6 separate regions of the Mus musculus genome follow, and all the other regions are linked to region 5. The links are chromatin loops, found by intact Hi-C in ENCODE. Cell type or tissue: heart. All regions are shown on one strand. Each heading gives the region's core, and the rest is flanking DNA. Links, peaks and the distances in the headings are about the cores only. Region 1 overlaps Serpina3k (serine (or cysteine) peptidase inhibitor, clade A, member 3K). Region 2 has its middle 22 kb from the start of Serpina12. Region 3 has its middle 11 kb from the start of Serpina3f. Region 4 overlaps Serpina9 (serine (or cysteine) peptidase inhibitor, clade A (alpha-1 antiproteinase, antitrypsin), member 9). Region 5 holds the start of Gm24334 (a small nucleolar RNA gene). Region 6 has its middle 9.2 kb from the start of Serpina3g.

Region 1 (5,335 bases), core at 548-4,547, 71 kb after region 5:
TGTTTTGATTTGCATTTCCCTGATGATTAAGGATGTTGAACATTTTTTCAGGTGCTTCTCTGCCATTCGGTATTCCTCAGGTGAGAATTCTTTGTTCAGTTCTGAGCCCCATTTTTTTAATGGGGTTATTCGATTTTCTGAAGTCCACCTTCTTGAATTCTTTATATATGTTGGATATTAGTCCCCTATCTGATTTAGGATAGGTAAAGATCCTTTCCCAATCTGTTGGTGGTCTTTTTGTCTTATTGACGGTGTCTTTTGCCTTGCAGAAACTTTGGAGTTTCATTAGGTCCCATTTGTCAATTCTCGATCTTACAGCACAAGCCATTGCTGTTCTGTTCAGAAATTTTTCCCCTGTGTCCATATCTTCAAGGCTTTTCCCCACTTTCTCCTCTATAAGTTTCAGTGTCTCTGGTTTTATGTGAAGTTCCTTGATCCACTTAGATTTCACCTTAGTACAAGGAGTTAAGTATGGATCGATTCGCATTCTTCTACATGATAACAACCAGTTGTGCCAGCACCAATTGTTGAAAATGCTGTCTTTCTTCCACTGGATGGTTTTAGCTCCCTTGTCGAAGATCAAGTGACCATAGGTGTGTGGGTTCATTTCTGGGTCTTCAATTCTATTCCATTGGTCTACTTGTCTGTCTCTATACCAGTACCATGCAGTTTTTATCACAATTGCTCTGTAGTAAAGCTTTAGGTCAGGCATGGTGATTCCACCAGAGGTTCTTTTATTTTTGAGAAGACTTTTTGCTATCCTAGGTTTTTTGTTATTCCAGATGAATTTGCAAATTGCTCCTTCTAATTCGTTGAAGAATTGAGTTGGAATTTTGATGGGGATTGCATTGAATCTGTAGATTGCTTTTGGCAAGATAGCCATTTTTACAATGTTGATCCTGCCAATCCATGAGCATGGGAGATCTTTCCATCTTCTGAGATCTTCTTTAATTTCTTTCTTCAGAGAATTGAAGTTCTTGTCATACAGATCTTTCACTCCCTTAGTTAGAGTCACACCAAGGTATTTTATATTATTTGTGACTATTGTGAAGGGTGTTGTTTCCCTAATTTCTTTCTCAGCCTGTTTATCTTTTGTGTCAAGAAAGGCCACTGATTTGTTCGAGTTAATTTTATATGCAGCTACTGCACTGAAGCTGTTTATCCGGTTTAGGAGTTCTCTGGTGGAATTTTTAGGGTCACTTAACTATCCTATCATATCATCTGCAAATAGTGATATTTTGTCTTCTTCCTTTCCAATTTGTGTCCCCTTGATCTCTTTTTGTTGTCAAATTGCTCTGGCTAGGACTTTGAGTACTATATTGAATAGGTAAGGAGAAAGTGCGCAGCCTTGTCTAGTCCCTGATTTTAGTGGGATTGCTTCTTGTTTCTTTCCATTTAGTTTGAAGTTGGTTACTGGTTTGCTGTATATTGCTTTTATTATGTTTAGGTATATGCCTTGAATTTCTGATTTTCAGAGACTTTTATCATGAAAGGGTGTTGGATTTTGTGAAATGCTTTCTCAGCATCTAATGAGATGATCATATGTTTTTGTCTTTCAGTTTGTATATATAGTGGATTATGTTAATGGATTTCTGTATATTTAACCATCCTTCAAGTAGGATAAAGCCTACTTGATCATGATGGTTGATCGTTTTGATGTGTCCTTGGATCTGGTTTGCAAGGATTTTATTGAGTATTTTTGCATCGATATTCATAAGGGAAATTGGTCTGAAGTTCTCTTTCTTTGTTGGGTCTTAATGTGTTTTAGGTATCAGAGTAATTGTGACTTCATAGAATGAGTTGGGTAGAGTACCTTCTGTTTCTATTTTGTGGAATAGTTTGAGTTGAATTGGAATTTGGTCTTCATTGAAGGTCTGATAGAACTCTGCACTAAACCCATCTTGTCCTGGACTTTTTTGGTTGGGAGACTATTAAAGACTACTTTTATTTCTTTAGGGGAAATGGGACTGTTTAGATCATTAATCTGTTCCTTATTTAACTTTGGTACCTTGTATCGGTCTAGGAAATTGTCCATTTCATCCAGGTTTTCCAGTTTTGTTGAGTATAGCATTTCTTAGTAGGATCTGATGATGTTTTGGATTTCCTCATGTTCAGTTGTTATGTCTCCCTTTTAATTTCTGATTTTGTTAAGTAGGATACTGTCTCTGTGCCCTCTAGTTAGTCTGGCTCTGGGTTTATCTATCTTGTTGATTTTGTGAAAAACAAAACAAAACAAAACAAAACAAAACAAAACAAAACAAAACAAAACAAAAAACCAGCTCCTGATTTGGTTGATCCTTTGTATAGTTCTTTTTATTTCCACTTGGTTGATTTCAGCCCTGAGTTTGATTATTTCCTGCTGCCTACTCCTCTTGGGTGAATTTGTTTCCTTTTGTTCTAGAGCTTTTAGGTGTGCTGTCAAGCTGCTAGCATATGCTCTCTCTAGTTTCTTTTTGATGGCAGTCAGAGCTATGAGTTTTTCTCCTTAGGAATGCTTTCATTGTGTCCCATAAATTTGGGTTTGTTGTGGCTTCAGTTGTTAATCACCTAAGTCTGCAGCTTTTTTACCCTCAGAAAGAGCAAAGAACGTTTTATGGTTTTTTAGATGTTGTCACCAGCATTTCAATACAGTTAGAGAGTTAGAATTACCAGAGACCCTCAGACTTCAAAGCCACACCAGAGTCCTATTCTGTGCCTCCACCATCACTCTCTCTGATCCAGGAGGCTCTCAGCACCTTCCCACTGTTGAATTAGTATAAAATAGATCGATGTTCATCATGGAGAAACCAGTGAGCAATACAGGAAGTTCCTAGGGTTTCAACCTAAGGGAATGGCAGTACTTTCAGGCACATATCTTCCTGACCACAGTCTGTTCCCTCAATTATACACTGGGTCGCTCCCTTTAGAGGGTTCATCACACAGGCAATAATTGAAGAATAAGAGAGGAGAAACCCTCATTGCCCAAGGAATGAGGGAAAGAAAACCCTGACATCTAGGTCCTAGACTGCAGAAGAGATGGACTCGGAGTTGACCACAAGTTCCAGAATAAGCTCACCAACAGAAGGAGGTGCATTCAGCACTAAGCTCCTTAGACACCTGGGTTGAATCCAGGAAGGATGGAGGGATATAGCTGGGGATTGTCAATACACACAGAGTACATGTGGTGTCCCAGTCTCAGGGCAATGCCTAACAGACACATTGGGAAAACTGTTGGGCCATTTGATTGTTTCAATAGATGAGTCCTTCTCTCATCTCATGGCTATCAGGGAAGGGTACCTGATTGCTCACTGGGAACTGGGGTCCGAGTGTGACCCACCAGGCTCTAATTTCTGTTGACTTCTTATCCACTGCTCAATGGGTCTTTGCCAGAGCCCTAAGACTCAAGCAAGTTTCAATCTGAATGTACAGCTGAACTTCTCCATGTACACCACTGGCTGTGTTTCCAGGTCCAGAGGATTCTCGAGGAACAGCACTTGCCCCAACCCAAATGTACCTTGACCTGTCCTCTTTTATCAAGACAGCAGGCAAGCTCATCCCTTGAGCTGAATAATCCACTCTTCTCTCCAGTTGTATCCTGATGTTCCTGGAGACTGCCCTCAATGGCAATCTTCATCTATCATAATTCAGTTCTCTGTAACCTTATAGAGTACCTTTCCCAAGTAAGAAACTTTGTCTAACCCCTCCTTATGCTCTTTATGGCTCTGATTATTCTAATATCCTCAAAGAGCCATACTCTTTGCCAACCTGTGGTCACTCCTACATCTTCTACTCCACCATCATTCAGCTACACTGTTGTTCCAGAAATCCACCTCTTCTCAGATCTTCAGAAATGGCTCCATTGTTCTTTGCCCTGCCCAAAATATTCTCTCTGGTTATCTGAGCACTTTCACATCCTCCTGGCATCCATGACAGCAGAAATGTCACCTGATCCATGGACCATTTGGTTCTTCTCTGGGAAGTATCAGAGCTCTGTTTCATCAACCACCTGCCCTCCATAGTGACACCTCATGAACAGGGTCACAACTTGGAGGAGACTGTTCCTCTGTCCTCAGGACACTTGGAAGAGCATCCCACAAGCCAAAATGTCTACTTGAGTGGTCATGGTGGAAATAACTCAGTTTTCCTCTGCCTTAGTTTCCTGTTCCACAGAAGGGACTATTAATAGTATATTGGTCAAAGGGCCATAAAAGGAGTCACAGAATGCATGACAATCTCGACTACTATGTTGTCACTAGAGGCAACCCCTTCCAACAGGAGTTGAGGGAACACTGCCTGGGCACTTTCTGTGCAGGTAATGTTTATCGATCCTTTCCTCCTGTCTCCTATTTTGGTTGGTGGTGTTCATTTTTTATGTGAGGTTGGTCAGCTGGGATCTTAGAGAGTGGCTGAGGTGGAGTGCCAGGGGAAGAAGAGCTGGTCTGACCCTCAGTCCCATGCAGCTGCAGGAGTTTGGGTTCTAACTGTGCCAGATGTAGGCAGGCTCAGGGGACCCTGCATGGGGCACTGAGTGGCAAAGCCTGCAGAGGGAAAGCATAACCTTGAGAAAGCATGGCACCAGGCCTTCTCAGATGCTGGAATGACATTCAGAGCAACAGGTTCCCCTCTCAGTCCTGGGCCTGATTCTCAAGGGTTAGCCCAGAGGCCAGCATGGTCCCATCAAGATTGTGCAAGCAGATGTGCTCAAAGTTGGTATTGGAACTCTGTGTATTTGCCAATGCCTAGGTTTGGGGTACAGACACATAAAGAGGAGTCACCAGGGAAGAAGAATAAAGGCAGATTCCAGGTTCAGAAATATGCACAGATGCTCCCAAGAGGCCCAAGAGCCCGACACTGAGAGTCCAAAGTCTTATGTGCATGTGGGATCACAGAGATAGTCAATGTAGCTGTCTAAGCCAACTTTGGAACAGCCAATCAGAGCTTGAATGACAGGATGTATATAGAGATCCATATGCAGACTCTGTCCCAGAGCCCTGGACAGAATCATGAGAACTTGGTGAGCTTTAGGTCTACTTGGGGTTATTGACTTTGGCCATAAAGAGGATACTCTGAGCACTTGTGTGATAGATAACAATCAGGAATGGCCTGTTGAAACACACAGCTGGTAATACGGCCTTACGAATGCCACCAATAACCCCTGTGGCAGCAGCTGCTTCTGTGCCTGTCTCAGCCACATCCAGCACAGCCTTGTGGACCACCTGTGGGGAAAGAAACACATCACTCAGTAGAGACCAGGGAGGGAAGGAAAGAGGTCTGGAGCAGGCGGTAAGTGCTGGCCTCATCTGCTGGGGAATTTCCTTGTTCCTTCCCTGGGCTCTAATCCTGCATTTCCCAAGTC
Region 2 (5,335 bases), core at 797-4,796, 350 kb after region 5:
ATGTCATTAATGAACTTAATATGTCATTAATGAACATGGTCAAAAGCCTTCGTCTGGGAAGTCATGGGCTCTGTAGGGGAACCTGCTACCATCGTTTTACTTAGTGGTCGTGTTATCAAACTGCCCTCCAGACACCGTGTTTATGAGCACAGATTAGTGCAGAGCATAGTCTTCACCAGAGAACCTCCTTACTTCAGCAGGAAGCACTTGATGGAGAACTGTAACCTATGGTCATCATCAGTAATAAGACATCCATCACCCTCTCCCAGAGTCAGGCAGCCCCGAGGAAGAGACAGTGGGCAGTATGTAAGACCCGGGGGACAGAGGGACAGGCCGCAAAAAGAAGTCTCCCTGACATAGCATAGCCATCACGTCCATAACTCGTGTGGCTGTCTGCAGATCTCTATAAGATTGGGCCCCAACAGCTCATCATGGATTGAGAAGAAGGCATGAGGAATCATAAATTAACAGTTATGAGGAGAAGGGGTGCCATTTTCTTCAGTGATGTAGTCACTGGTAAGTTGCCCTTGGTTCCAGCAAAGACCTCTTGCCCTTGCTCAGCAAGAAACTCTAATCAAGCCAGGCAGAGTGGTATACAGCTTTGATCCCAGCACTGCAGAAGGGGATCTTTCAGTTTGAGGCCAGCAGCTTGGTCTACAGGGAAAGTTTCAGAACAGCCAGGGTTATACAGGGAAAATCTGTCTTGGGAAGAAAAAGAAAGAAAGAAAGAAAGAAAGAAAGAAAGAAAGAAAGAAAGAAAGAAAGAAAGAAAGAAAGAAAGAAAGGAAGGAAGGAAGGAAGGAAGGAAGGAAGGAAGGAAGGAAGGAAGGAAGGAAGGAAGGAAGGAAGGAAGGAAGGAAGAAAGAAAGAAAGAAAGAAAGAAAGAAAGAAAGAAAGAAAGAAAGAAAGAAAGAAAGAAAGAAAGAAAGAAAGAAAGAGGGGGGAAGGAGGGAAGGAGGGAAGGAGGAAGAGAGGGAGGGAGGAAGAAAGAAAGAAAAACTCTATTTAAACTCATACCACAGGGAAGAAGAGATGACAGTACGGATAAGGGATTCACTGTTAGTCCTTTTAAAATTGTATAATGGCTCTCAAAGGCTAGACCCAGAGCTTCCTCCTTAGAGACAAGAAGGGTGTGGGGGACACTCTGCTGGCAGGTGGCGACACCAGAGGAGTGTGGGCTGTTTTCCACCACAAAGCCTGAGCTCAGAATCTCAGAACCCACTTTCCTGGGGCAGAAAGAGATGCCATAGTCTACCGATTGGATGATGAAACAAACCCTGAGGCAGACAGTAGCACGTTTGTCTCCCCAGCTACAGTCTTCTGACTGGCTGTTTGGATGACTGCCTGGAGCTCTGGCTACTCTGGGGTTGTCTAGTAATGTCTAGCTCTGGCTACTCTGGGGTTGTCTAGTAATGCTTGCCATAGATAAAAACTGAGAGTGGAAAACGCAGCTGCTTTTCAGATTCTGGAGCAGATGACCAGAATACTGGAAGGGACAGATTGGAGAGTGGGGACCTTTCTAATAAATCACACGTCTCTGAATTGTTTCATTGTGGAACCTAGGCCAAGACACTGCGAGTGTCAGAAAACGGTGACCTGGGTGTCAGAAAGACTGACTGGGAGAGCCACTTCCTGATTTAAACTTCTTCTTCTCCTTCTTTTTTTTTTTTAACTAGCTACCTTCTTTATTTACATTTCAAATGTTAGCCCCTTTCCTAGTTTCCCCTCCGAAAATCCCCTATCCCCTCCCCCTGGTCCCCAACCAACCCACTCCCAATTCTTTCCCCTGGCATTCCCCTATCCTGAGGCATAGAACCTTCACAGGACCACGGGACTCTCCTCCCATTGATGATCAACTAGGCCATCCTCTGCTACATACTCGTAACCACGAGTCCCACCATGTGGTGCAAAGCAACATGTTACAGTGTAATGATAAAGAACTGTGTGGAGGCGGTACTATTCCACTCCATTTGTGTCATTTGAAGCTACACTGCTATATTCTGACATGAGTCTCTGTTAGTCTTCGCTTGACTATATGCCATGCCAGCAACCTATCCTAGTTTGGGGATGCTCAGCTTTGATGAGAGAGTGCCAGTGTCCCCATACAATGCTCTCTCTCTCTCTCTCTCTCTCTCTCTCTCTCTCTCTCTCTCTCTCTCTCTCTCTGTGTGTGTGTGTGTGTGTGGGGGGGGGGTTTCTAAGAGAGGCACAGTTGCTGGAGTAGCAGACAGTCCCCGATGAGATGGTCAATCCTTAGCTTGAGTGTGATTTTACCCTCCCTCTGAGAATAAAGTGAATAGATAGTAAAGACAAAATCAGCAAGGGGATATTCAGTATTTTTCTGATGCCATAATAAAATTCCATAACCAAGACATTTTACATAAGAAGGAATTTATGTTGGCTTAAGGTTCCAGGGGCATAAGGGTTCATTATGGCAGGGAAGTGTGGCAGCAGGAACAGGAAACTGATAGATTATACCTTCAACCACAAGCATGACGCAAAGAAAGTGACCTGGGATTGGAGAGAAGCCTCCCTCAGAGACAGACTTCCAGCATGGCTGCTTCATCAAACCCCCAACAAACAGCGCCACCTACTGGAAACTGAGTGTTCAGCGGCCAGAGACAATGACAAACACTGCCTTTTTGAATCACCACAGAAGGCGAATCTATGAAGCTATGTAAACATAAAAGTATAGATCGCCACAGAAGGCGAGAGCGGGCACAAAGTACTCGCCAAACCCTGTGGGCAAATGCTCTCATTCTGAAACTCTTGGCTGGCCTCCTGGGTAAGCCTCAGGCAGATCAATCCTGTACAGAATGGGTCCCTGCAGAAAGAAGCGGGGTCTCCCACCCCTGCCAGGTCCTGAATGCTAGAGCGGCAGGTCTGGTTGTTTCCGTGGGGGCTTGAGGGCTCCCTTCTTTCTCTCCTCCTTCTTCTTTTACTATGCTTTTCAAGTCTTTAGGTTTCCGCTTCCGAAGATCCCTGTTGGCTAGGCCTTAGCCTCAGTCTGACTGGAGCCAGACTCCAATCACACATATACCCAGTTATACAGAGTCAGCTGGGCCTTAACTGATTCTCCCTCTCCCCTTTCCCCCTCCCCTTCTCCCTCTCTCCCCCTCTCCCTCTCTCCCCTACTCCCCTTCCCTCTCCCCTTCTCCCTCTCTCCCCCTCTCCCTCTCGCCCCCTCTTTCCCCTCCCCCTCTCTCCCTCTCCCCCTCTTCCTCTCTCCCTCTCTCTCTCCCTCCCCCTCCTCCTTCCCCTTCCACTCCCCTTCTCCTTCCCCTCCCCCTCCCCCTCTCTCGTACATTTATACATGTGTGTGTGTGTACATGAGTACATGCAAATTATGCATAGAAGAGGGGCAATCAGTAGAGAGCTGTCAGACCTGGAAATGGAGAGAGAAAGCACACCAAAACCTGCACATGTTCTTAATCAACCCATAGACCTGGTCCAGTGTCACCATGGGCTATAGCCGATCATGGCTATGGCTGGCAAAGTCTGGTTTCTTTCACTCTCAGGGTCCTCAGGCCCAGCTGCTCCAGAGTTCAATGCTGAGAGCCCTTCTGTGGCTGCTGGCTAGGATGGCCATGGTAGGAACTATGGGGCAGGGGGGCTTCTGCCAGCCAGTGACTGAAGGCCAGCATCTCTGAGGTTTGGTTCACTCTCTGGATCTCTGAAGCTGAGAGAATCTTGTCAGTGGTAGCTCGGGCTGCCTTCTGTTACATTCTTCACTGGATAAAAACAAGCTTTGTTTGGGCTTAAGTTTTCTAGAGAAAAATGTTGCAACAAAGAGTCATTGTGAATCACAGCCCCAATCTGGTAGTGTATGTATCCAGACAGAAGAGGCACTCGTGTCAGAGGGTTAGTGTTAGTGACTCATCCCCAAGGAACTAGTGCTAGCCTGAGCCTTGCCTGTCAGGATTCTGAGCCCTTAACTAACTATTGGTGGTTCCCACAGCTTCATCTTCTGAAGCGTCTTGGTCGCAACTGCACAGTTGCTGACTCTTCAATTGCCTTCTCCCTGCTGCTCTGTTGGTCAACTTCCCAGAAGGCTTTGCTCTTCATGAAGCAGCCCAGCCCACTTGGCTGTGATGAAGACTGCAAGCCGACAGTAAAAGATGTGTAGAGAAACCTTTATTTGAGACCCAACGCTACCACACCAGGGAACAGCCACTGAAAAGAAACCTCTCATATTGACCCTCAACTACTGAAAACCAGTCTGCATGCAGAGCCAGAAAAGGGCGTGTGGATCCCTGGCACATAGCTTCCAATTCAACCGCAGCTTAGATGATATGCACTGTCGAGTTTCTCATCAGTGCCAATCACAGGCTTTCTGCTGAGTCATTGGAGAGGAAAAACATAGCTCCTCCCATCCCCAGTGAGAACAGCTGCAAGCTGGGAAGGGTCTATCAGCTGTCAATCAAATGGCTGACTGGCTTACTTTTGACAATATTTGCTCATTTAAAACCTCAGAAGAGTGCTTATAATGTACACCACACACAAAATTAACATTCTCAACAGTGCTGAGTGACCATCGGAGCACACACTGGCAGGTTCTCCACTTGGAAGCCAAGACAGGAGCATAGAGAGTTCCAGGCCAGCCTGGGCTTCACAACAAACCCTGCATCAAAGAACAATAGCAACAAAATAGTACTTAATTCCTAGCCAAGATCCCAACCCTGGCCCTTTTGGGAACTGGATCTCCCAGATTTTTTTCCCTGGCTGAATTCCCTTCTTCTGCTCCTCAAGGGTCTCCAGGTCTGACTAGAGCCAGCTGTACCAGCAAAAAGCTCACCCCAGTATGGATGACAACTTATGAAGACACATCCCTGGACTTCCTGTCCAACTTGTAGGCAGCCCCACTAAGGAGCATCTCCTACCCACTCATTCTTTGCTGCCTTCATTGCTTAGGTAAGGACCTGCGACTCTTAGGAGTCTTATGAGATGAGCTCCCTCTCAGGAGCCACGTTTTCATTCTAAGTGGTTGCTGAAGATATGAGGACAGAGAGGAGATGGCTCTTTGGAAGAATAGAATACTGAGATATGATTAAGGTGAATGTAAAGGCATGGTAGGTCTTAGGAGGGAGATATGCAACCCCCTACACACACGCACACGCACACACACACACACACACACGCACACACACACGAGGTATGCTGAAGTCTTAACCTATATACCAGCCCCTCAGGATGGGATCCTATTTTGAAATATTGTCTTTGCACAGGAAAATTATCACAAGGTGATAAGATGGAGCCTAATCTAGTATGGCTAGATAATATGGCTATTGTCCTTCCAGAAAGGGGACCTTGAACTCAGAGAAGACAGCTATAGGGT
Region 3 (5,335 bases), core at 694-4,693, 190 kb after region 5:
CCTTTAACTGCAGGCAATGATTGTACTGACAAAGCTCTGGTAGGAGAAGCTTTAGTTTTGGATCCTATTGTTTTGGCTAAATGTGGTCACTATAAAATTCATCTTTCTACTCATACCTTAAGGCTCCTACATAAGATTGCTAAGGAGCAAACTAGAACGATTTTGAAGCCATGTTCTTCTTGCGCTCCATTCTTGCCTGTATCTCATTATGGTGTAAATCCCAGAGGTTTACAGCCTAATGATTTGTGGCAAATGGATGTTACACATGTTCCACAATTGGGTAAATTATCTTATGCTCATGTAGTTATTGGTACTTATTCTCATTTTTGTGTTGCTAATGCATTAACAGGAGAAACAGCTTCTCATGTTTGTACATATTTATTGCCATGTTTCTCTATTTTGGGTATACCAAAGGTAATTAAGACTGGTAATGGACCAGCCTATACCAGTAAAGCTTTCCAAAGGTTTTGCATGAAATTTGCCATTGTTTTGAAAACAGGAATTCCTTATAATCCTCAGGGACTGGGAATAGTTGAGAAGGCGAATGGCCTTTTAAAGGCTCATTTGAAGAAATTAAAAAGGGTGACATGGGGATTTAAGGATACCCCGAAATCTCTTCTTTCTCATACCTTGTTTACTTTACATTTTTAAAATTTGGATGCTGATGGGTTGTCTGCAGCTGACAGGCATTGGCATCACGAAGATAAAGCAAAACCTTTAGTCTATTGGAAAGATCAGATGGACGGCTCATTACACGACCCAGATCCTGTACTTTTATGGAGCTGTGGGTATGTTTGTGTTTTCCCAACAGACGCACCTTCCCCTTGTGGGTTGACATCCCGGTGTGTACACCATGCTGAAAACCAAGATGGATAATTAAGAAGACAGATGTCTCTCTTTCCTTTCAACGCCACTGCCAGGAACCTCGAATGATAACTTCCATGACAGCACAGGATCGAATGCAGCAGATTGCCCTGTTGATTAGCATTATCTGGATGTTACATTGAGGCTGCTCTGCATAAGTTTATTGGGCGGATGTTCCAAATCCACCTACAATTCATCCCGTCACTTGGGATGAAACTGTAGATATTCCTGTTTATGTCAATCAAACCAAGTATTTAGGAGAGTACTCTGATGGTCATATATTACAATTTCATGCCTTATTAAATTCTTCTGGTAAATATGAAGGGTCTTTGTTGTGTTTTGGCGAGAACTTGACTGAAAATTGTGAACAAGTTAACATACAAGATGATTGGGACAATAATGTTAATGCAGGCATACATTGGGCCCTGGACTTTATTATCCGATATTAAATGATCCTAGAAGAGGCCCCAGACGTCCTCCACAACGGATTCCTGTATGCAGGACTGTTTTGCCCCCGAAATTGGGTTTTTCTCCCTTTTGGAGATATTGCTATGCTAATGAGACTGTTTGCTCTAATACCACCTTGTGTGATTGGAATATTTTGGATTATATTAATCATTGTCCTATTAATTTGGTTTATGGGATTTGTACAAAAAATAATGAAACTTATTTTTCTTCATTATGGAAAGCCATTGCAGTCCTTGGGATGATAAGAGTTAAAAGAATTAACAGCACCTGGATTCCTATCGGGAACATCACGGCATTTCAGGACGAACAAAATAAGACTGAAGTTTTTGTACGTGTGTGTGTTCCAGAACCATTGGCCTTTTTGAGTGGGAATTTATTGATAGATATTAATACTGTTAATTGTACTAATTGTCAAATAACTAATTGTGTTAATTCTACTTTAAGTAATTTTTTGATTGTTAAGCAACCTGGTTATGTTTATTTACCAGTTAATTTGACTAAGGATTGGTATGATGAAAAAGCCCTAGCAATTCTTGAGCATGCAACCACAGAATTGTTGTTACGATCTAAAAGGGTCATAGGCATAATTATAGCAGGAATAGCTGCCTTGATAGTTGCTAGGACGGTAATGGCAACTGCTTCTGTGTCCTTAGTGCAAAGTATACACACTGCAGCATATGTTAATGGCTTGGTTAAAGCCTTATATGTTCAAAAAGAATGGGATAAAAATTGAAATGAGAGTGAATTCTCTCATTGATTTATTGGGTCGTCGATTGCAGATTATGGCTATAAGAGAATTTGTCATGCTGAATTTAAGACTATTTGTGTTACCCCAGTTCCATATGATGATAGTAAGTGCTCATGGGATAAGATACAAAACCATTTACAATGAGTATGGGATAATTCTTATACGTCCCTTGATTTAAATGAATTAAAAGAACATATTTAAGATATTATGAACATTCCAAAAATTGATATTCACATTATGGAACAGACTAAAACCTTTGTTGATGCTCTTAAATCTGCTTTTCCATTCTTTACATCTTTTAAAAAATTGGGTAATTGGTGTTATAATTATTGCAGGATTATTAATAACTGGATATAGTTTATTTCCCTATTTAATTCGTGGGGCAATGCAACAGACTCATAAAAGCTTGATTGAATTGAAGAAGTTAAAACTTGCTGAGGAAAAGGGTCATCTGCCTCCCATGTTCATTTAGTTAAAGAAAAAAGGGTGGAATGAGGAGAACAATGGCTTCCCTTTGGTTCTGGCCTGAAAGGGTCACAGCAGTTAACTGGGGGAAAGTTCAGGGGCTGTCCCTCCTGGAAGGGAGGGATGTCCAAACATGACTTTCTGTGGGCCAAAGTTATTTCCTGCTCCTAGCCAAGAGTCAATATGTATCCGTTGAGGAGGATGTCTTGGGTCTGTTGATAAACAGTTCCTTATTTTGAAGAAGTTCTTATTATGAGAAACTGAAACCAAGAGTGAAAATATTGTGTGTTAATTTTAATTAAGCAAAGATGTTATTGTTTGAGTAAAAATTGCAAATCCTACCCATGCTTATAAGCTGAAGAAATCAGTAAACCTTTGTACCTTGCCACCAGAGCAGTAGTCGGTCTGTCTCTTTAAGGCATTTGCAAAGCTGATGTTCGAAACCTTTCTGCACAGCCCATGGTAGACGCCTGCTGCTCATTTCTGGGACTGATATGCCTTATGTCTAGGGAGCTCCATGGCTGTTAAAACATGTCCTACATGCTCATCCCGTGGGCTCTGGTGTTTTTAACACTATGATGGCTCATCCCGTGGGCTCTGGTGTTTTTAGCACTATGATGGCGGGTTACAGATCAATGTAATGATGAAGAATACCAGTCAGTAGGACCTGACACTTGGATGCAGAAAAATGAGTTTGTACTTTAAAGAAGAGAATAAACCTTAGCAATTTCATCCCTGGTCCTTCCTCAGCCTGTTCAGGTTAGGTATGCAATAAAAGTGACCTGGCTGACTAAGGGCAGAGAGAAGTGTGTGAGTCAGGTGTCCTGTTCTTCCTGCTATTCTTGCCAGCAGCCCTACGCAGTCTACCTGAGTCCCAGCAGCCTCATTTGTTTAACTGAGAAACAGATGGGTTTGCTTTGACAATCCTATATTTGTTTCTTCTTTTATGTTCTGGTTGTAGCAAATCGAATAGCCCAAGTTCAAGGCCAAGTGCCCCATGTGCAAATTACATCTGTGCAAAGCTAGAAGATCCTGAACATCCTTACACATCAACATACTTGTCCATTTTCAACATATGTATATACACATGTATATCATACATATATGTGTGTCTATGTATATACAAACTCATGTATACATATTTACCCAAACATATGTATATGTGTGTCTATATAAAAATCCATACCTACACACACTCACACACACACAAATATATATATGCTTGTACTCAGGGCCTGACATATACTCAGAAAACAGCCTACCACTGAGTCATTCCTGAGCAGGTGTATAATGTGTGTCTGTGTGTTTGTGAACGTGTAAGTGTGCATCCATGTGCACAGCCCTCTTCTTACATTTCCTTTTGACTCAGTGCCTCACTATCTTGCCCTACTGACCTTAAACTCACTCTCAGATATTTCATTTCCTCCTTGACTCAAAAGGAGGAGTGGATGACATGTTAGTAAAGCAACTTCTACTTGTGCTCACAGTGAAAGAGAAAACCAATGAAGTGGAAAGGAGGGAGTGCAGCTGGACTGATGGTGACATAGAGGATCTGGTGAAGCTTGGTGTTTGGTCCCCATATCATGTTGTATTATTGTCCCCATGTCCCAGCACCACACACAAACTTCACAACCAGCAGCTGGGCTTTCCTCTGCTGCCCAGCCCTTTAACACACTTAAATTTCAGAGAACCTCCCTTTAGGACCCACATTTCATTCCTGTCTGGATGGATTTCCAGTGTCTCATTTCAAGCCATGTTAGTCATTGCTGTACAGATTTCATACCCATTGATGAGTCACCCCCCACTCTCTGCTCCCCAAAGATCCATATAACCATTACAACACCCTTTCAATTAATGAATTCCCCTGTTCTGAACAATCACACATCTATGGGTCACATGACACCGGCCCTACTGGGTCTGACTTCTTTACCTGTGAGCATATTGGCAGTCTCACACACAAGGAAACAGGAAATGTCACCTCCATCATTTGTCTAATGTAGTAATAACTTATGGCCTGAGCAAGCTCTTCTCTTCCATGCATCTGTTGGGACCTGAGTCACATTCCCTTTGCCAACTATGAAAAGCGTGGTGGACGATGGCTGCAGTACCTGTCATGTCCTTGCTTCCTGTTCCTCTGAGTACCTGCCTACAGTGTGATTGCAGTATCAACCTCTCCAAAGATGCTGCACCATTCTCCACTCCTACAGCTGCACAGGAAGGCTTGGAATTCTAGCCCTGCAACCATATATCATGGAGAGAAACAAGTTCTTGGCCTTTGCCTGCATTTTGAATCAGTTTCTGAGATGTAGCTGCAGGCGTTGGACTAGTGTGAGGGCAGAGGTGGCATCCAGGATGTTGATGGTCATTATAACTATTGCCAGCGCTATTACTCCCTATCCCATAGTCCTGCATGCTAATCTTTCCTGTGTAGACATGAGACCTTGTCCATGATCTCTGTTAGGTAGTTGAGTTCAAACCTCAAGGTGATATGTCAGAGTTTCATTAGATCCAGTGGGAAGGACACATTGTGTTTTGAGGTTCGACCTTTCATTTACTCCCCCTTGTTACATTTTAAGAAATGGATGCTTAGCATGTAGAAGGAACTGAGTCTCACAGGAAGATCCCAGGTGTCAGCCTTAGGGAACTATAATGTGTCCTATCTTTTCCCCTCCACACTCTGTCACCTCTATTGCACATTGGGCCTCTACCTTTAGAGGCTTCTTCACCATGACAAAATTTTGGTTTCAAGAGGCATGGAAAAGGTCAGCCCTGAAGGAATGATGAGAAGAA
Region 4 (5,335 bases), core at 826-4,825, 420 kb after region 5:
CTGGAAACCATCCTCCCCAAGATGGGAATCCGCGATGCCTTTAACTCAAACGCTGACTTCTCCGGAATTACAAAGACACACTTCCTGCAGGTTTCTAAGGTAAACTGATGGAGATGTGTGCGAGAAAGTCCACACCAGAAGGCACAACTAAAAAAGGACTCCCATCTTACTGCGAAGATCACAGTCTGGAGAGGGTGAGGTGTTTAACAGCCAAAGGAAAGGCCAAGTCTTGTGGCTGCCAGGCCTGGGCCACCTGACTCACAGACCCACATAATATCCCTTCAAGAAAATAATCTGTGCTTCTTTTAAAAGCAGGTCTGTTCCTAGCAAGCAACACAGTTGCCACATGCCTGAATTGGAAGAACAGATAGGCATCTAACATCTCTTCCTTCCCCACCATCATTGAATTCCCAAACAGCTGTTAGGCAGCTGCTGCTCAGGTGTCTTTTGGACCTGCGGATGTGGCTTTTGTCCTAAAGGGGGAGGGAAGGAGCTAAAAGCCAGATATTTTGGTCCTCGTGAGAAATTATTGAATTCAATTCCCGCGTGATACAGCAATTGTTGCATCTGAAATCGCTTAGCCTGGTAGTCTAATCGGTGTCCCATGTCCTCATGCCGCACAGAAAGTCTCTTCATTTAATGGGTTGTCTGTCTAGCTTCTATCCACATCCAAGTCCATACTCGTCAGGTTTTTTATCTGGTTAATTTATATGTTTACTTATGTGTTAATTTGACAATGGTGGTCAGATATTGTTCTGAGGACATTTTTGTCATTGGTCCCAGGGAAAAAAAGACTGAGAGGTCCCCCATGGGACATAATGAGCCCAATAGAGCTTTACCCACTGAGAACACTCCTATGCACCTGAAAAGCTGTCCTCAAGGCAGTTCCCAGCCCATGGTGTATCTTGGCCATTGTCACAGTCTGAGAGCCTCTTCCCTAGAAGAGAAAACAGCATCAGCCTTTGGTAGCAGAAGGCTCAGGACACAGTTTCTCTGGGATCCGCTGACACCTGTCCTCCCATTTACAGGCTGCTCACAAGGCTGTGCTGGACGTCAGCGAGGAGGGGACAGAAGCCGCGGCAGCCACCACCACCAAACTTATAGTCCGCTCAAGGGACACCCCGTCTTCTATCATTGCCTTCAAGGAACCCTTCCTGATTCTACTTCTAGATAAAAACACAGAATCTGTTCTCTTTCTAGGGAAAGTTGAAAACCCCAGGAAGATGTAGGTTGGAGATGAACTGTTGGCTGGTCTCACACTGATCATGCGCAAGAAATAGGTGTGTGTTGGAAGACGATTGCAGGGTGACATCAAGTCTCGCTTCCTTGCTTGAGGCCCCCTTGACTCCAACAGGAGCCTGTTGTCCCTAAGGATTAGCACAATGGGGCCCAATCATAGAAGAGACAGCAGGGCCTGGTCACCCTGCCAGTGGCCCCTCCCACCTGTTTTCCCATAAAGCCTTTTCCTGGAATGTGGCAGGTCAGGCAGGGCTCCATTCTAAGAGTTCCAGGGAGCTCTTAGAAATGATGACACACAGGACTCAGTACCTTTGCTTTTATGGCTGGCTCCCAGCACTGCATTCAATAAACCTGAAATGTGGACTCAGTGGTAACAGACCCCCCCCTTCCTCCCCCATCACCAGGGCCCTAAGCTGAAAACGAGGGATTGCCCACTTCTGAGTGGCTGGGTGACATTCAGTGGTGACATTGCGGTAGGTATGTGGTGGATTCATACTCTCATTTGCTCAGTTGAGCTCTTCAATGGCTCCTGGCATGCTGGGTCTAGGAGAGGGAGAGGGAGAGGGAGAGGGAGAGAGAGAGAGAGAGCAAGAGAGAGAGGGAGAGGGAGAGGGAGAGGGAGAGGGAGAGAGAGAGCACATTCAATATCGAGGAAATGTGCACAAAGAGGTTGTAACAAATTAGGGTAAGTGTCATAAAAGCTGTGTAGGATAGTGGGGACACTCATAGGAGAGGCATGGGAGGGGCAGTGGGAAGGCCCTACGACTGGAGCATTGTGTGTTATGGGCGTGCAGGTAAATGGAGAGAGGGTGACACAGGAACACACACTGCCTGGGAAGCCGCCTAGGCCAGGCAAGGGATGGGAATGGGAACCTCACTGGGTTTCTTAAGCAGGAACATATCAAGTGTCAGTGCAGAATGGGTTGTAAAGACCTCTCCAATGTGGCCACCTTTCTGGCCCCAAGACACCCTGACTGTGGCTGTTTATATTGACAACAGCTTGGCATATCCTGAAAGCCACACTGAATGCCCCCTGGGCCCTGGAGGCAGAGGCAGCTCCCTGCCTTCACAGCCCCGCCCCCACTGCCAGGTGTCCTGTGTGGGCTCCTGGCCACTTCATTTCACAGCACTGGCATGTCCCCTGCAACCTTTAGCAAAGCTCAGGTTCTTTTTCTGAAGGCACTGGTGTCCCCCATCTCCCCCCTTCCCCCGCCCTGCATCCCAATGCTGGATTTTCCAGGCTGTTACATAGAAAAGAATATATCTATATCTACATCTACATCTATATCATCTATATCTATATCTAGAGAGAGAGAGAGAGAAAGAGAGAGAGAGAGAGAGAGAGAGAGAGAGAGAGAGAGAGAGAGAGAGAGAGAGAGAGAGAGAGAGAGAGAGAGAGAGAGAGAGAGAGAGAGAGAGATATCAAACCAGAGAGATGTATGCAGGCTTACAGAAGAAAGTTGGGTTTCGGCGCCCTCTGCTGGGAAGCAAGCAAAGTGCAGGTTGGGAGGCTTGAATGTATGTGAGGTGTGAATCGGAAAACCTTGTCCCCATGGGCTGGTCCATGAGTTCAAAATCATCAGTAACAGAACATCAAGAATGACTAAGCTTGGCATGACTGTCCTACCAAATTTGACTAACAGGTATTCTAAAGGAAGATAGAGCTAATAGAAATCAGGATGACATCATCTCCAAAAGGCATCTCAGTGAACAGTCAAACTATAGATTCCCAGTACTGAACCCAGAGTACCAGGCTCTGGGCTGTTCCTACAGTTCCAGAGTCACTTGTCCAACGTTTCTAGTTGTGATGGTCAGGATTGACTGTCAGCTCTACAGAGAGCATTCGTTACTCTCTTCTTTGTGTCTACGGATGCAGTGCGACCCACTGCCTCAAGCTCCAGCCACCGAAACTTCTCTGCACTGTACCCTTGATCCATTACACCGAACAGACCTTTCCTTTCTTATGCTGGTTTTTCCAGGTTGTTTATTGGCCAGGACCACAAGACGAGTAACTATTATTCTAACCAAGCTCTATGTCCTACACATCAGACATCTCCTCAATGAGCCGTCCTTTTTTGTTTAAACCATTTGATGTCCCCACTTCCTGTATATTCTGCTTGAGCAGGGTGTGCAGAACATGGGCTCTTCAGTGTTAAGCAGCCTTCACGATGCAGAGCTGAGCTGGCTCCGTGGCCGCTACCAAAGCAGCTTAGAATGTAAATAAAACAATGGCTGCCCATTCCTGTCTGTGTAGGAATATTTTAAATATTGTAAACCATGCGGGGTACCCTGGCTAGGGCTCTGGGCATTCAGAACTTCTAAGTGGATGTTGAATCAGTCTGCAGGCCTTGAACTGAACTGAGTACCTACTATGGGCAGAAGCAGTCCTGAGGCTGGGGTGTGGTCAAGAATCACTCCCACATTGTGGAGTTTACAGTGAGGTAGGAGGAAGAAGGGACGAGCTAACACTTGCTGAGACAGAGGCTGCTCACATGGGCTGAAAGCACTTGTGTAAGTACCAGCATTGGGAAGACCACCGAGTGCACCGTTATGGCTTCAACTTGTGTCTCTGTCCCACAGGGCACAAGACACCGGTAAGAGCTGCTTCTGGGGTCTGACATTGGGGAACTCATGAGCAAGATAGGTGCCCAGCATGCAGGCAAGAGGCAGAAGGGACCAAGCTCAGGGAAAAGGGCTACAGTTCAGACTCTTTGAGACAGAATGGAAAGGCAGCCCTGCCCCATCCCGACTGTGCATCCTTTAGGACTCTGTTTAATCTCCATGTGCTTTGTCCCCACTCTTAAGAGCCCACACCCCACCCCACCCGGCCCCACGTCATCAAGTTGCCCAGTGAGCAAGCACACTGAGAATGCTGAGGAAGACTTGTCCCAGATCACCGGTGCTCAGGGAGCACTGCCCATGTACTGGTGCTCTTACGGAGGCTTTTGTCTAGAAGATGGGGAGCAAGGATGGTTCTGCTAAGCTGGGAGCTGTGGAGAACGGTGGGCATCTATGCAGAATGTCTTCCACCCACCTCCCTACACTCCCATTCTCAGAGACACCCATGACACCTGATACCCACCATCTGCCATCCTTCCTGAAGCTAAGAATGGGCTACAGAAGAGCCTGCTCAATGGTGTGAGCTTGCTTCCAGGTGATAGCACACCTCTTCTCTGCAGCCTGAAGGAGCCCACATATAATGGCAACATCACTTGCTTTGTGATAGCTTCTAAGATTGGCGTGATAACATGAAGCAGGCATGTGGCCCAGGACCTAACGTGTGGGGTGGCCAGTGTTGAAAATCATAAGCCACTTGTTCACAACTGGCCTATTCATCACAATTCCTTTCTCTGCTGTTGTGGTTAGCCATACCATACTGACAGAGAATGGGGGTCTCTTTTACTATTAATAAGGTCTGTTCTTAGACAACTTTATCCATGTATGCAATGCATTCTGGTTACTCCCCCCTGCCCTCTCGCAGCCCCTTTTCTTCCTTACAAGTATTTCTCCATAATTACTAGTTTTTGTTTTGTTTCATCTTTCATGGAGTTTAAATAAGGCCATCTGTGTGACCCTGCCTGGTACTCTCAGCAGTGGATACTCAGCTGGGTCACATGTCACCTCCTCTTCCAGAATCTCTTCGTTGCCAATTGGTCATCAATGTGACGAAGTGAGTTTCTGTGTAGCAAATGTGTGTATCTGCAGCACACCCATGTGCCTGCCCTGTGCCAACACAACAGACACCAGCACCAGTTGTGTGGGTTATTGCCACAAAGATCCCACAGACCAAAAGCATTCTGCAAGCCAGCTTGAGAAGAGTGTGATGACACACTGTGTTACAAGCATGCCCAGAGGAAGTGACACAGCCCGGGGCAGAGATAGACATAGGGGGTGGTTTTCTGAAGTAGGCGCTGGCGTCTGTCTGAGAAGTAGAAGGGGCGGGAATGTCATTCTAGGCAGGAGACAGAGTGTGCAGGAAAGAAACGGGGTTCCTTTGCTTATCAGCAGTTGTTTGGGGTGAGGCAAGAGCAGAGTTTCAGGGGTGGGAGGTGAGGTATGAGCTTGGCAGAGCAGTGACATCCTGTGAGCATCTGGG
Region 5 (5,335 bases), core at 427-4,426:
CTAGTCTCATGCCCCTTTCCCATTGTAGTTCCTCCCACGAACAGGAAAGTTCCCTCCAAGCAGCTGTCCTGGCCTCAGCCCTATGTACACACAGCAGTGGCCATGCAACTGCAGGGACAGCTCATTGACAATCCATCTGCAAGACTGTTGCTCTCAGAGAGCTCTAGACCTTCCACCATTTTCAAGGTATCTCCATCGTCACCCAGTGGGCCCCACTCATTAAGCAAGCACACCACTCTGTACCACAAAAAGGAAGATGCTCACCCTGGGATTCTCCCCACAGGTAGATAGTCCCATTCTTAGATGACTCATCCTTGGTTGTGTGTCCTATCATGTCCCAGATGATGTGGGGCGTGAGTGGGGACAGGTAGTCATTTTGGGCTTTCCCTGAACACTCCTCTCTCATATGGATCGGCCTTAGGTGCTTGTCTCAGCACACATGGTAGACACTGTGCTGTTAGTTTTCCCTAACACATCTGTGGTTCTGTTGGCCTCTATTCAGGAAATAACTGTGTTGTCTAACTTTTCCAGGGGAGATATGAGCAAATACTTATTCAGTCTAGATAGGGCCATGATCACGGATCAAAGGAAAACCACCACTCAAGTTTAGTTTAGTGAGCAAGTGAATTTATTGGGGGCAATTTGTAGGAACATGAGTGAGGGGTTACTTACAGGCACATGGGTGACTTTGCCAGAGAGTTTACCAGAACACAGGTGGTAAGTCATGAAAACAGTATTTCTAGAGCTTCCTAAACAACATCTTGGCCAGTGGGAAAGACTCACTCCAGGATCTATGACTATTTATGCAGGTGGTCTTGTGAACCTTGTAAGTTTCAGTAACATTCTGAGTCTTGTGAGTTGTTTTTATCTTCATCCTTATTTTATCTTACATGATAATTGACCGGTGATGCCAAAGCAAAGTTTGAAGACTTCAAATAGGAATCTTCAAAAAGTTTAATCAGCTCCACAAATGGATTGGAGGATGGAGCCAGTAACATAGGTGTCATCCCTTTTGAGGTGATGGTGACAAGAACACCCAGTATCTGCCACACAAAACATGGTTAACTCACCAGAAACCTCAGTATCACTGAGGCCTTGTGGGAAACACAAGTCCTCAGTCCCACCCCAGAGATGTTTAATCAAATCATCTTTGAGCAAGTTCCACAGGAAGTTTGTGAAGTATCAATCACTTTATTTTGATAATTGATTTTCATCCCTCCCATCGCCCATTCATATTCAAGGATGTGTTCAGTGCATGTTTTTAGAGCATACATTCTTATAATCCACTGTGCCAGGTACAGCAGGGACCATGAGGTGACATTGCAGTGACTTCCATGGAGTTCATGATTTGATAGAGAAGAGTCAACATTAAAGGGATTTTTACCCAAGGAACTCATTTCTGCATGCGGTGCAGGGGTGACAGAGAACAGCACAGTGGAAGGCAATACACATTAGCACAGGACCTTGAAGGGTGTGATGAATTTGCATATTTAAAGAAAGGGGAGGACATTACGGGCTGTTTGAAACAGCCTGAGCCAAGGCTGGGAAGGTAAAAGATCCTGGGCTTGCAGGATACCTATGGAGTCAGTGCAGCATTTCAAGGGAAATAGGGGTCAGGGCCAGGCAGAGGAGGGGTCAGGATGCTACAAAGAGGGCAAAATGAGAATGCTAGCTTGGAGAATTGGACTTTTGTAACTGGCAGAAAGCTGTAAAGAAACTTAAGGAATAGATGCTTAAGAAAATGTGGCTCCTAGAAGTGATGCAGGTGTGGCTGCTATGTCCCACGTGTGCCAGTAGGTGGCAGAGAGGAGCAAAGCTGTGTCTATGCTCAGTGTTCTGACCTATGGACATCTGAATGACTGACAGTCCCTGAAAAAAGTGAGCCCGAGAGGACCACCAGTCCTCCAGGGACCAGGAGCAGGCAGAGCACTAAAGAGCCCTGCCTAGGACTGATGCTCTTTGTGGCCTGTGCTGCCACTGGGAGCATGCCTGGAATTCTGGGTGGGGAGGCAGTAACAAGAGACCCTATGTAACAGGGTGGGTGGTGAGAATTGGCGCTCAAAAGCTGTCCTCTGATTTCCACATATGTGCGGTGACAGGTGCATGTACACACACACACGCTTGTTTTCTCTCTGGGCATGGGGGCTTGCATCTATCACACAGCTCTGGAGGGCAGACTCAGGCAGATGGAGAGTTTGGGAGCAGCCTCGGTTGCATCTCACGGCCCTGTCTCAAAACCTACAAGATCTAATTTTTCCTCTGTGAGTTGGGAACACCAGTCTCTGCCTACCCTGCTGTGTGGTGTACTGCCTTATTAGGGGGGCAGGGTTGAAGACAGCCAGAACATGAATGACTGAGACCCACCACTGCTGCACAAATAATATGACTTTCCAGCCGGAAGGGAGAAAACCAGAGAAAACTCACACCCGCCCCTGCCTTCTCCCAAATGGCCACTAGGGGGTGAGCAAGGCTAGCTGTTCATTCCCAGCCAGGCACGCTTGAAAACAGCTTGCTTCATAGAAAGAAAGCTTCCCCCGCCCCGCCCCCCCCCCCCCCGCAGTGCCCTACCCCAGGTCTCTATTCAAGACCCTTCTCCCAGACCTTCTGAAGCACGGAGTTCACGCTCTGTAACCCCAGGAATCCTGGGGTTGCCTACAGGACTACTCAAAGCTAAGATCATAGCTCCCCCCCTCCCCGCCCCGCCCCCGGAACGTTCACTCCTGTGAGGGACTGGAGATCTTCCAGTGCAAAGGGTTGGGTCTGAAACTTCCCCAGACCTTGAATCAGAGTCACCCAGGACAGGTTAGGGCCTGCCTTTCAAACCCCCAGCAGCGCACACTAAAGGTAGGAAATTCTTTCTTTGCAACCAAACTCAACAAGTGGCATTTAAAAAGGGTAGGTAACGAGTTCCCTGGCACCAGAAGCATTCAAGCAGGAGTTTCGAGCGCACAAACACTGCGTTTACCGAATGCCCTCTTGTTGTCTGTCCGCACAGGAACCTCCGTTTATGGCAGGCAGTGAGACTTGGGGTGCAGACAGAGAAAATGTGATTCACCAGAACTGCTGGGGTTTCCTGGCTGAGGACCCCAAGCTCTCCTGGGTCTGCTCCTGGATGTATGTGGTGACAAGTGTCTCTTGAGTGGGTCCCATAGGCTAATGAACCAGCATTAAAAATAATGGGGAGTTCTGTACTGGCAGCTGGACCAGCAGATCATATATCCAGCCTGGACCACGGAGAGGTTGGAGCCCAGGACAACGTGGAGCTGGGCTCTTCTGGCTGCTTGGGTCTTCAGGGAACATGTGGTCAAAGCCAGGGAAATGCTGGTCAGAAAGAAGAAAATGTTTTTTCCTGGGGTAGGAAGAACCAACTTCCTATAGTGGCTGAAGGCAAACTCTATGGTGCTCACAGAGACGTTTGTGGCAGGGCAGAGCAGGCCTGGGAGAGCCACCATTGGGACAAAAGTCCATGACATCAGAAATTCTGTGGTCAACCTGGGACAGAGCTGCCTGAGTCCCGGCTCTTGTCTCTGTGCAACTCTGTGACTGTTAAAAATATGTCCCATCTGCTCACCCGTGCCATCTCTGGTGCTTTTAACACTATAATAAAGGTTACATATCAACCTAATGATGGAAAAGGACCAGTCAGTAGGACTTGACACTCAGATGCAGAAAAGTGACTATGTACTTTGAGGAAAAGGATAAACCTTAGCAACCGCATCCCTGGTCCTTCCTCAGCTGACTTGGGGCAGGGATGGAGCAAAAGTGCCCTGGCTGACTAAGTGCAGAGAAAAATCTGAGAGCCATGTGTCTTTCCCCACCATCTTGCTATCATTTTATTTGCCTCATATGATGTGATATGTGCATATGACATATAATATGTACACATGTACATTGCATGATATGTACATATGCACAGTTGTTGCCTCTCATATAAAACGATGTCTTTCTACCTCTTTACCCCTCTGGAAGGTGTTGAAGAGAATGCTACATATTCTTGTTTTTTAAGAATTTCTCAAAGCTGATCAATGATGGTATATGCCTTTAATCCCAAGTCTCGTGGCAGAGGCAGAGGCAGAGGCAGAGGCAGAGGCAGAGGCAGAGGCAGAGGCAGAGGCAGAGGCAGAGGCAGAGGCAGAGGCAGAGGCAGAGGCAGAGGCAGAGGCAGAGGCAGAGGCAGAGGCAGAGGCAGAGGCAGAGGCAGAGGCAGAGGCAGAGGCAGAGGCAGAGGCAGAGGCAGAGGCAGAGGCAGAGGCAGAGGCAGAGGCAGAGGCATCTCTTTGAAGCCAGCCTGGTTTACAGAGTGAGTTCCAGGACAGCCAGAGTTATGCAGAGAAACCATGTCTCAAACAACAACAACAACAACAACAACAACAACAACAACAACAACCACCACCACCACCAACAACAACAAAAGGTTCCCAAAATCCAAACAAACAAACAAACAAACAAACAAACAAACAAGAATTTTTTTCCTCTTCTCCCCCATATAGTTCTGGGAGCTCTCAGTGTGGCACAGCTGTCAGATGAAGGGAGCTGGGTGGGTTAGGTGTCTATACACAGCCCTTTCCTCAAACAATAAAATCCCTCAAGCTGCTTGTCAGTGACAGAAAAGCCAAAATGGTGACCCTGGACCACAGTAAAACTGTCACTAATTACATCCACAGTCTTCATAGATGGGTTTTTCTTTTGGGGAGAACACTGGAATTTGAACTCAGAACCTGGTACATAGAAAATGCCCTAGCACTGAGTCATTCCTGAGCAGGTGTGTAATGTGTGTCTGTGTGTTTGTGAATGTGTATGTGTGTACACGTGTGCACAACCCTCTTCTTACATTTTTGTTTTGCTGCAGCGCCTCACTAGGTTGCCCTACTGACCTTAAACTCCCTGTCAGATTTTTCCTCCTTGGCCCCAGAAGGTGGAATGTTCCAAAGGATACTAAAATGTGCTTCTATTTCTCCTCGCTGTGAAAGGACAAAGCCAGGGAAGTGGCAAGGAGGGATTGCAGCTGGCCAAGTCCTCCTCAGCAGGCCTGGAGGTGACAGAGAGGAGCTCTACTCCCCACCCCCACAGACTCTGGGCAGAGCCTGGTGTCTGCGACTCCATCTTTGACAAAAGTTCCCCTGCAGCTGGGCCTTTCCTCTGCTGCCCAGCCCTTTCACATCCTTAAAGCTCAGAGAACCTCCCTCAGGTCTCACATTTCATTCCTGCCTAGGAAGGTTTTCCAGTGTCTAGTTTTAAGCTATGTTAGTCACTGCTCAACAGATTGCATGCCCATTGATGAGTCATCCCCTCCCTCCTCCCCTTAGCTCCTGACAACCGTTAGAACATCCTTTAT
Region 6 (5,335 bases), core at 931-4,930, 170 kb after region 5:
CCCCAGAGAGAAGGTATCAGGGCCTTACCTGCAGAGCTGAGCCAGCTGCCAGTGTCTGTGATAGCTGGCTCCTGGTGGGCAGGGCTGCTGCCTTCCTGGTCTGTTGTTCTCTCCACTGCATGCTGAATTATTTATCCCCACCAATGACTCCTCCCAGTTCTAAGAAATGCTGATCCAGACAAGATGTGCTCTGGATTCTGATGGGAAAGGAACAGACTGGGTGTTTCCTGAGAACAAGAACTGACAGCTTTTATCTGGCAGAACTATTCCCTGCTGGGAAAGCCCCTAACTGTCCTAAATAGCATACCAATAGGATGAAGTGGTGTGACTTCTGTGTCTCTAATTGTTCAAAGGAGACTGTGGGATGGGGATTTATAGCTTGCCTGCACAGACCACATGTCCCCAGGAGGGATAAAGCTAACATTTGTCTTGGACTGTCTAAGTCACTTCAAAGAGAAAACAATTCTATACCCATGCTGGCACATTTCTATAGGGAAGCTTGTACATTAATAAACACATTCCAAAATGCTGACAGGCTTTAGCCTGCTTCTATATAAGTGGCCTGTAATGATAAAATTGGTACATAAAATAATAGAGACATGCTTTGCACTGTTGTCTATCTGACTTCTGAAGGGAAGCTGCCTGTGACTGGCAGTGGAGGAGTCTTTGTCTGCAGAGACTGACTGGCTGTTGGCAATTTCAGTTCTGTAGAGAGATTGGAGCATGGCAGGTCCTGACAGAGGCTCATTATCACCTTATCTTGTGCTAAGTTCTACCTCTATGGAACACCCATGCATTCTTCTGCTCCTGCTGTCTCCCTGGTTGTTTTCCTATATGCTTCTGGAATGCTGTATTGTGTTGGTCATGCTTTCCCTGGGGGAAGGTAAGTCCACAGGGAGGTACTCTCCTGCTTCATGGACATCTTGTGTCCCATGATTGGCACTGAGTGGTTGCAGATGTCCCAGCTGGTTCATGCACCCAACTTTGTGTATCTTATTCTAGATATCCATGCCCTTGCCTCAGATGACGGTCACTTCCTTTACCCATATCCATCTCCCACTCTCATAATGTAATTCCCCTGCAGTAGTGGTTCATATGCGATTGGCTTATTTATTGCCAGAATTTGCTGTCATACCAACATGTTCCCTGATATCATTCTTCCATGTGACCTTGGGCAGTCTGTCACTTTCTGAACTTCAGTTTATTTCGGTGTAGGAGGAGCAAAGAGAAGCTCAGGTCCTAAAAGCTGAGGTTACTTGGAAGCCTCATGTTATCTCAGTTTCCTCCATCAAAAGGACAGGTCTGTTCCCATCTGTGCATGACCATCTGCCTCAGTGGTTGTCCTGACTTGCTTTTAAGGCATACGCTTCATTTTCACTACATTAACTTTCATAATCTCCTCATATACATGTTTATGAATTCATTCACACATTCATGCATTTATTCATTTATGCCTTTCTGCATAAAGGTCTGTCTTGTATGGACAGGATAGGCAATGGGCCATTGCTGCTGGCCTTGAGACTTGAGTCTCAGAGGTAAAGGCAGATACATGGAGATTGTCATGGTGTGGTACCTGCTGCATTGTCACGTTCATGACAGACAATCTGAAGTCTAGATTCATATCCAGTCCTTAGTTCTTTTTATTCACTGTGACTTTTTGGTAAGGGATTTGGTTGTGGATAATACATACTTCATGGTCCCCAAATCTCTAAACTTGAGCTGAACCTGCCCTGTGCACTGAACTAATGAAAAGCTGCTCAGCACCCCCACTGAGCCCCTCCTTAAATGGAGCATCAACAGTCAGGGCAGGAGGCATGGTAGCCTGCATCTTCCTGGTAACATCTTGACAGACACTGCCCAACTAGTATTGGAGGTGGCAGAGGGATGATCAGAGCTCTGAGAGGTTAATGCAAATGCAGGTAACTTGAGAGAAGAGACCAGAGGCAGGCAGGAGCTCCAGCAGGCAGGTTGACCTGAGGAGAATCCTCTCTACTGAGAAGTGTAAAGGAAATGAAAGAGAGGTGCTTCAGCAAGTGTGGGCTCATGCTGGAGGTTCTCAGCAGTGGGGAAGCCTGCATCATTGTTCCCTCCTTCTATTCCCTTTGGTCTGCTGCTGGAGAGCATGTGTAGTTTTGGTATGGTGTGTTTGTGTGTGTGTGTGTGTGGGTGTGTGGGTGTGTGTACAGGAGTTTGCGTTGTGTTGGACTGTGTCCTAATCAGCTAGCTGGCCATCTGTGGACCCACATTCCCTCAAAGTGAGTGTATTTGATGAACGTTCCAAGGAGCTAAAAAGACTCAATTGGCCAGCATGGCCCTGACCCAGAGGTTTGTCCACCGGGAGGCCATGGGAAGCTGGACTTCTGCTTGTACAGGGGTTGAGTGGAGGCTGCACATGGCTCAGAGTCCCCAGCACAAGTATTCAGAGAACAGCAGCCCTTTCAGCAGAGAACAGCAGAGAAAGCTGCCCTTTCAGGTGACAGCTTTGGAACAGGGCACTTTTGGACAGGGTTACTGTTCAGGGTGAGGGTCAAAACAACAACTCATCTGCTGTTTAATACACTCTTGAGCCCCAGTTTCCCCTCCTGCCTTCTCTGTGCTCCAGGATGACATGAAAGTCACAGTTAGTGAAACATGCATCCTGAGCCAGTAGAAAATGCAGAATGCTACTTTCTTCTGGTTTCTCTTTCTGCACAGCACATTGTGGACCCCTGCTGCACATCCCTGGAACTGACATGCCTTGTGTCTAGGGAGCTGCATGGCTGTTAAAGCATGTCTTACCTGCTCATCCCATGGGCTCTTGTGCTTTTACCGCTATGATGGTGGATTACATTTCAATGTAATTACAGAGAATACCAGTCATTAGGATCTGACATTGGGATGCAGAAAAATGAGTTTGTACTTTAAGGAAGAGGATAAACCTTAGCAACTGCATCCCTGGTCCTTCCTCATCCTGCTCAGGTCAGGGATGGAATAAAAGTGACCTGGCTGACTAAGTGTAGAGAGAAGTGTGTGAGACAGGTGTCCTGTTCTTCCTTCTCTTCCTGCCAGCAGCCCTAGGCAGTCTACCTGAGTCCCAGCAGCCTCAGTCATTTCCCTGGGAAACATGTGGGTTTGCTATGACAATCCTATATTTATTTCTTCTTTTATATTCTGGTTGTAGCAATTTGAATGACTCAAGTTCAAGGCCAAATGCTCCATTTTTAAATTACACCTGCACAAACTGGAAGAATCTGACCGTCCTTACACCCATCGACATATTTGTCCATTTTCTACTTATGTATATACGTTTCTATCATACATATATGTGTGTCTATATATAAACACACTCATATACACACATTCACAGAAGTATATGTAGTGTATGGCTATATGTAAACACATACCTACTCACCTACACACACACAAACACACACACACACACACACACACACACACACACACACACACACACACGTATACATATTTTTGAACTCAGAGCCTGACATATACTCAGAAAACAGCCTACGTGTCTGTGTGTTAGTGAACGTGCATGTGTGCATCCATGTGCACAGCCCTCTTCTTTTTTTTTGTTTTTTTTTGTTTTGTTTTTTTTCTCTTTTTTTCCATTTTTTATTAGGTATTTAGCTCATTTACATTTCCAATGCTATACCAAAAGTCCCCCATACCCACCCACCCCCACTCCCCTACCCACCCACTCCCCCTTTTTGGCCCTGGCGTTCCCCTGTACTGGGGCATATAAAGTTTGCGTGTCCAATGGGCCTCTCTTTCCAGTGATGGCCGATTAGGCCATCTTTTGATACATATGCAGCTAGAGTCAAGAGCTCCGGGGTACTGGTTAGTTCATAATGTTGTTCCACCTATAGGGTTGCAGATCCCTTTAGCTCCTTGGGTACTTTCTCTAGCTCCTCCATTGGGAGCCCTGTGATCCATCCATTAGCTGACTGTGAGCATCCACTTCTGTGTTTGCTAGGCCCCGGCATAGTCTCACAAGAGACAGCTACATCTGGGTCCTTTCGATAAAATCTTGCTAGTGTATGCAATGGTGTCAGCGTTTGGAGGCTGATTATGGGGTGGATCCCTGGATATGGCAGTCTCTACATGGTCCATCCTTTCATCTCAGCTCCAAACTTTGTCTTTGTAATTCCTTCCATGGGTGTTTTGTTCCCAATTCTAAGGAGGGCACAGCCCTCTTCTTACAGTTTTGTTTTCACTAAGTGCCTCACTATCTTGCCCGACTGACCTTAAATTCACTCTCAGATATTTCATTTTTCTCCTCGGTTCAAAAGGAGGAGTAAATGACATGTTAGTAAAGCAACTTCTATTTGTGCTCACAGTAAAAGGGCAAAGCCAGTGAAGTGGAAAGGAGGGACTGCAGATGGACCAGTCCTCCTCAGCAGGCCTGATGGTGACATAGAGGATCTCATGTCCCTACTCCCAAAATTCTGGTGGAACATAGTATTTGAACCCCATAGCATGTTGAATTATTGTCCCCATGTTGCAACACCATACAAACTTCACATCCAGCAGCTGGGCCTTCTGTCTGCTGCCCATCCATTTCACAACCTTAAAGCTCAGAGAACCTTCCCTGAGGACTCACATTCCATTTCTGCTTGGCCAGAATTTTCAGTATCTCATTTCAAGCCATGTTAGTCACTGTTTTACAGACTTCATAAACATTGATGTGTCATGCCCCCAGGTCCCCATAGCTCTACACAACCATTAGAGCACCCTTTATATTCATATATTTCCCTCTTCTGAATACCACCTGTCTGTAGCTCACAGGACACAGGCCCTACTTATGGGTTTGTTTCCCTGTGAAAATACTGTCAAGCTCACATACAGGGCAGCAGGAAGTGGCACCTCCCATGTTTGTCTAATTCAGTAATAGTGTGTGGCCTGAGTGAGCTCTGCTCTTTCTTGCGTCTGTTGGGGGACCCTTAATTCACAAGCCCTTTGCCAACTATGAGAAGCATGGTGGACGCTGGCTGCTGTGCCTGTCAGGTCCTTGCTTCCTGTTCCTCTGAGCACCTGCCTACAGTGTGATTGCTGTATCAACCTCTTCAAAGATGCTGCACCATTCTCCATTCCTACTGCTGCAAAGGAAGGCTTGGAATTCAAGCCCTGCAACCACACATGACATGAAACAAGTTCTCATCCTATGCCTGCATTTTGCATCAGTTTCTGAGATGTAGCTGCAGGGGTTGGGATAGTGTGAGGGTGGAAGTGGCATCCAGGATGTTGATGGTCATTATAACTATTGCCAGCACTATTATTCCCTATCCCATAATGCTGTTTGCTAATCTTTCATGAGTAAACCTGGGACCTTGTCAGTGAT

What was found. Hi-C counts contacts between places; a loop is a spot of excess contacts. Peaks named below come from ENCODE experiments on the same cell type or tissue, not always from the same donor. Only the 100,000 strongest peaks of a DNase experiment are listed, where the experiment ranks them.
Region 1: a loop joins it to region 5, with 2.3 times the contacts of the local background. A loop is called at or near these places in 13 of 42 quality-filtered maps.
Region 2: it touches region 5 in a loop (7-fold over the local background); 36 of 42 quality-filtered maps call a loop at or near these places.
Region 3: a loop joins it to region 5, with 2.4 times the contacts of the local background. A loop is called at or near these places in 8 of 42 quality-filtered maps.
Region 4: a loop joins it to region 5, with 8 times the contacts of the local background. A loop is called at or near these places in 39 of 42 quality-filtered maps.
Region 6: a loop joins it to region 5, with 2.7 times the contacts of the local background. A loop is called at or near these places in 13 of 42 quality-filtered maps.

Annotation. Positions count from the first base shown.
Region 1 is chr12:104,345,093-104,350,427 of GRCm38, reverse strand. It overlaps Serpina3k (serine (or cysteine) peptidase inhibitor, clade A, member 3K), which reads right to left. Exons shown (of 5, transcript NM_011458.2): 5 at 4,689-5,195. The coding sequence ends at 5,007. Among named protein-coding and RNA genes, the nearest start is that of Serpina3k, 9.3 kb to the right of the region's middle. In heart, for the core only: no CTCF peak of the experiment used is centred there; no DNase peak of the experiment used is centred there.
Region 2 is chr12:104,063,712-104,069,046 of GRCm38, reverse strand. No RefSeq gene overlaps it. Among named protein-coding and RNA genes, the nearest start is that of Serpina12, 22 kb to the right of the region's middle. In heart, for the core only: a CTCF peak has its summit at 2,599 (motif pointing left); DNase peaks (open chromatin) are centred at 1,346 and 2,606; H3K27me3 peaks cover 373 bases.
Region 3 is chr12:104,222,461-104,227,795 of GRCm38, reverse strand. No RefSeq gene overlaps it. Among named protein-coding and RNA genes, the nearest start is that of Serpina3f, 11 kb to the right of the region's middle. In heart, for the core only: no CTCF peak of the experiment used is centred there; a DNase peak (open chromatin) is centred at 2,645.
Region 4 is chr12:103,992,885-103,998,219 of GRCm38, reverse strand. Serpina9 (serine (or cysteine) peptidase inhibitor, clade A (alpha-1 antiproteinase, antitrypsin), member 9) reads left to right here. Exons shown (of 5, transcript NM_001361910.1): 4 at 1-99; 5 at 1,029-1,605. The coding sequence ends at 1,229. Among named protein-coding and RNA genes, the nearest start is that of Serpina11, 5.6 kb to the right of the region's middle. In heart, for the core only: a CTCF peak has its summit at 2,746 (motif pointing left); no DNase peak of the experiment used is centred there; H3K27me3 peaks cover 3,358 bases.
Region 5 is chr12:104,415,809-104,421,143 of GRCm38, reverse strand. Gm24334 (a small nucleolar RNA gene) reads left to right here and starts at 1,744; the gene lies at 1,744-1,871. In heart, for the core only: CTCF peaks have their summits at 1,777 (motif pointing right) and 2,428 (motif pointing right); no DNase peak of the experiment used is centred there; H3K4me3 peaks cover 440 bases; H3K27ac peaks cover 257 bases; H3K27me3 peaks cover 695 bases.
Region 6 is chr12:104,242,666-104,248,000 of GRCm38, reverse strand. It overlaps the pseudogene Serpina3h. Among named protein-coding and RNA genes, the nearest start is that of Serpina3g, 9.2 kb to the right of the region's middle. In heart, for the core only: a CTCF peak has its summit at 2,713; DNase peaks (open chromatin) are centred at 2,300 and 4,540; H3K27me3 peaks cover 371 bases.